2 separate regions of the Homo sapiens genome follow, and region 2 is linked to region 1. A link is a loop called in an ENCODE intact Hi-C map of the cell type or tissue named here. Cell type or tissue: PC-3. All regions are shown on one strand. Region 1 overlaps KLF12 (KLF transcription factor 12). Region 2 overlaps LINC00393 (long intergenic non-protein coding RNA 393).

What was found. Peaks named below come from ENCODE experiments on the same cell type or tissue, not always from the same donor. Only the 100,000 strongest peaks of a DNase experiment are listed, where the experiment ranks them.
Region 2: it touches region 1 in a loop (2.9-fold over the local background); 2 of 110 quality-filtered maps call a loop at or near these places.

What each region holds. Positions count from the first base shown.
Region 1 is chr13:73,707,417-73,709,916 of GRCh38, reverse strand. The region is part of intron 7 of KLF12 (KLF transcription factor 12); the gene reads left to right. Among named protein-coding and RNA genes, the nearest start is that of LINC00393, 47 kb to the right of the region's middle. In PC-3, CTCF peaks have their summits at 1,132 and 1,331 (motif pointing right); a DNase peak (open chromatin) is centred at 1,346; H3K27ac peaks cover 2,127 bases.
Region 2 is chr13:73,597,075-73,599,574 of GRCh38, reverse strand. All of the region lies in intron 2 of LINC00393 (long intergenic non-protein coding RNA 393), which reads left to right. The region is part of intron 2 of LOC105370256 (a long non-coding RNA gene); the gene reads right to left. Among named protein-coding and RNA genes, the nearest start is that of LINC00392, 34 kb to the right of the region's middle. In PC-3, no CTCF peak of the experiment used is centred here; a DNase peak (open chromatin) is centred at 1,044; H3K4me3 peaks cover 477 bases; H3K27ac peaks cover 2,500 bases.

The sequences.
Region 1 (2,500 bases):
CCAGGTAATTGATGAATGTATTGAATGGGATGCGTTCAAGGAAAAAACCCTAAGACATGATCCGAGAGGCCTCCATTCAGATAGGTCTTAATTCTTTAAACAGTAGCCAGAATCCACCTAGCTCTCCTGTTTCCAGCTCACATTTCTCTGCCTCACAGTTAAATCTAAATGTCCTTGTGAAATACCTGCCCAAAACCAAGATATGTCAAATCCATTCATCCACTTAGCAGAGAGATAGTTACTATGTGCAGTCATGGCTTCCTTGAACTATTATCAGTCAAATAACATTATTTTTAGAAAGAAAAAAAGTGAAATTTGGTTGATTTTTCTGTAACTAGTTCAAAATGAGCCCATCCTGACTTCTGATTTATAATTATGTATAAGATTTTGTAACAGTGTTCAAAATGAAATCAAAACTATTTCTATAGGGAATCAGGTTGGTTTGCATGCTCTTAGTAAACATCTTCTTAGCCTTACCTTTGCTTCAGGCATATTGAGTAAGTTACTTGTGTGTGACCAACAATTAATTTGGAATTTGGGATTATACCAGTTGACTTACGAGAGCCATGCACGCTATGGGAGGGGAGTAAGTATCAGTGAGAAACTTGCTTTGAGAAAGTTAATTTTGCCTTTAATGCTTCATCTTTTTGTACCATATAAGTACCTGATCAGTCATCTTTTTATTTACAACTTAGTAACTTAAACATATTTGTAGGTATTTGAAAGAGGTACATTTTCTAGATATTAGCAAAGAATTTAGAATAGAAAAAGAAATGCTGAGGAGTGCCTTTCTAAATTAAAAATAAGTATATTTTCATGAGTGTACAGTTTAGATAATAACACGAAGATGTGACCAAGTATTTTTGAATGAGTTTATTAATGCCTGCTTGTGCTTAATCATTTAAGGCATGTCAAAAAAAGGAAAAAATATATCTCAGCCATCACATACACATTATTGTCAGCAGGTTAATTATTTATATCCACTGTCTAAATTGTGGGTCTCTGTACATGAAGCAGTTTACAGAGTATTTAAATAAATATGCATATTCACAAATAAATATTAGTACTTAAATGAGTATGCATTGCCATTTAAATTAATATGGTCATTTAAATATGTGCTATACAAAACAATTATGCACTATGGATTCCCTCACGTTAAGAGTTCTATTGCTTATTAACTGATTTGCATTTGAATTTTAGAAGAAAATAATTTTGTGAATTTGGTTTTGCCTTTTAGAATTCTCACTATTTTCTAAAAAATAAATGCTCTAGTAATTTCTACAATGCAGTAAAAGCAAGTAACATTCAGGCATCAGTGATTCCTACAGCCACTAGATGGTGCACCAGAACCAGATGTTGGGTCTAGTCTAGAAGAGGGTCTGAAGAGAAACTAGAACTCTAACAGTATGTATGACATGACATTAAAATGGAACAATGACACTGACATTATCAGTGTTCTGCAGAATATTACAATTTAATGATGAATTTTTTAAAAGGCAAAATAAAGATAAAATCAAATTTTTTTTGCAAAGGAATTACAATATGTAAAAATAGTCTGTTCAAATGAATCTGGAAATATTTTCTATCCCCAATTGACATACTGTTCTCTGATAAATTTGTGAGGCCCAGTAGGTAATCCTGTATAATATTCATTTTAATTCATATGAAAGCCATACACCTCTAACCTTAAAAATTAGTAAACTTAAGGTAGTCACATTTCTTAGGAATTATTCATATCTGAATTTTGTACATTAAGGAAGTTTATTCATATAGACACTTAAAAATATTAAGCAATTCTGATTTAATGGTTTCCAGAGTATGATCTTCCCTACCTTTATGAAACCACACATTATTTAATAATTTTTCTCTTGATGAATGAAGTCTCTGTAATTAATATCAAATACTATTACATGTTTATTCCATTAATTATATTTGATTACATATTTGGAATGCACACACACATATGTACACACGCCCCTCCACACATAGCGATCCTAAATGATTGCAGATTCTGTCTTTTCTCACTTTCTTACTTGCCTCATCATTTCTTGCTGCTATTCCAGTATTTCTTGCTTCTAATTTGAATCTTCATCTTCATTTACTGGATGAGATTCTGAAGTGGTTTGAGGATATTCCTACAAAGAAAATCAGGGGCTTTGTGACAGCTGTGCATCCTGGTGGCCTTTTGTTCGCAGGTGCTTGTGGTTGCTAGATCTTAACTTCAGACGAGTGAGTGCTGCTGTTCATGACTTCACATCTGTATTCATTAATTAAATAGCTCATTCCACATAAAGCTCCATTTCAGACCCCCCCATCTAGGTTCCTTGTTAGATAAAGCATAGTGCTTAGTGATGCCAAGATAATAAATCATTTAAGAGCACACTGACATTTTTCAAGGAAAAATCCTCTCCCCGTAAGTTGTTTGTAAGTCCTGATCAAATAGCTCATGAATATGAGCTATATTGGTAACTGCTGAGACATTAGAAAATATAATAGAAAT
Region 2 (2,500 bases), 110 kb after region 1:
AGCAAGGTAGAAATGTGCCAGAATATACTCCATGCCAGTGTAAAGCTTCTTTGTTAATCCCAAAGAAAATGATGAGCAATAGTTCCAGGGTAGTGGCGCCATAAGGTTTGTGTTTCTGAAAGACACCTTGGGCTGTGATGTGGAGGTTGGACTGATGAAATCTATGACTGCATTGGGTTATTGCGCTAGTCCAGCAAAAGATGATAAATACTGGAGATAGGGAAATAACAGAGGAAGTAGCAAAAGGGAACAGGTTCAAGAGATGATTAGGAAATGACAGGACTTCGTGACTGACTATGAGTGTGAAATAGAGAAAATCTGGAATAATCTCCATGTGAATGGCTTGGAAGTTTGAAAACAACGTTGTAATCCAACAACACTATGAACACCAACAGGAGCAAAAGGGAAACTAGGAGGCTAGATTTACTCCATTTTGTCCATGCAGATGCAAAAATCCTCTGGGATATCCAAGTGAAAGACATTCCATATACAGTTGGAAAAACTGGTTTGGAGGTCAAAAGCAATGACTTGGCTGGAGATATTTGGGAAATGTTGGTAAGCAGTTGTTGGTTGAGACTGTGGATTTAGATGTGATTGTTCAAAGAGAATATGGAGCTTAAGAATTGAACAGGAAAAAGGACAAAACCCCAAGAAGCCCCAACTTTTTAAGGCTCAAAATCCTGCAATGGCAACAGGAAATCAAAAGGAATGGTCAGAGAAATGGGAATATCACTAGAAATGTGTGCTGTTGTGGAAGACAGGAATGCAAAGAGTTTGAGTCTGGTGAGATAAAAATGAAAATCATTATTTTATGTAAAAAATAGAGGGTTACTTTTAAAAAACAGTTCTGTAGAGTAGTGGAAAGGGAAACTAGATTGGAATGATCTGACCAGTGAATAACTAAAGGAGATAATGTTAATAGTGGATATACGGTTTGTGAACCACTTTGGATACAGTAAAGAGTCATGCAAATACAGCCATGAGTCACTCAGTGATGGAGATACCTTCTGAGAAATGTGTCGTCAGGAGATTTTGTCATTGTGCAAACATTGGAGAGTGTTCTTACAAAAACCTAGATGATATAGCATACTACATACCTAGGTTATGTGACATAGCCTATGGCCCCTAGGCTACAAACTTGCATAGTATATAACTATACTGAATACTGTAGAAAACTGTGGTGCAGTGTGGAGTGTTTTTGTTTCTAAACATAGAAAAGGTATAGCAAAAAAATAGTATTAAAGATAAAAAGTGGTACACCCATATAGGGCCCTTACCGTGAATGGAGCTTGTGAGACTGGGAGTTGCTCTGGGTGAGTCAGTGAGTAAGTGGTGAGTGAATGTGAAGGCTTAGGACATTACTGTCCACTACTGCAGACTTTATAAACACTGTACACTTAGGCTACACTAAATTTACAAAAAATAATTGTGCAATGATTTAACTGCTATGATGCCACTAGGCAATAGGAATTTTTCAGCTCTATTATAATCTTATGGGATCACCATTGTATTAATATGTGCAGTCCATTTTTAACTAAAACATCCTTCTTCAGTATGTGACTGTATAAAATAGGCTTCTATCAATGTACAATCTCAGGTGTAGCCTCTGAATTTGGACCTATCCTTTAAGAAAACTAATCTCTCTATATTTAATTTTCTTATCTCAATGATAAGAGAATCATAAATGATAGAATCAATAGATTGGTAGTAGAAGCTAAATCAACACTTTATCCTCAATACAAATCCCACCTACAACTCTATCCATCCTCTGTAGTGAACTCATTATCTTAAGAAGACTCCTGTCCATTTACTGTACAGCTCCAGTCATTAAAGGCCCTTTCAGGACTTTCTGTTATTATGTCCTGTGGCCTCTTCCCAGCCCTAGATGGTTCAGGGACCTTCCTTTCTTGCCTGCAGGTACATCTCAGACATTTGGTCTCTGCCACCACTATCCCTGCCCTGAAGTTTGAGGATCAAGAAATCATATCCTCACCTCTCCTTTACTATGTGATCAAAGGTGATCATATATGTTTGTATCAAGAATTTTGGAGGAGAATACTGAATAACCAGAATCTCTATGTGTGGCGTAGGAGCAGGGAATATAATTTGGAAGAATACTCCATTTGATTCTAACACACCAGCCATCCATCTTAGTTAAAAAAAAAAAACATATTTTGTTTTTCTGTTTTCAGCTATATCATCATTAAAAATAAAAAGAAATCTGTTATGGGCTGAATTGTAGCCTTCCAAAATTCCTATATTAGAGTCCTAGCTCCCCAGTGGCTCAGAATGTAACTGACCTTGGAGATAGTGTTTAAAGAGGTAATTAAGTTAAAATGAGGTCATCAAGGTAGGTTAATCCAATATAATGGGTGTCCTAACAAGAAGAGGAAATTTAAACACAGGTACAAAGGGAAGGCCATGTGAAGACATGGGGAAAAGACAGCCATCTGTAGGCCAAGAGAGAGGCCTCAGAAAAAGCCAACCCTGCTAACACCTT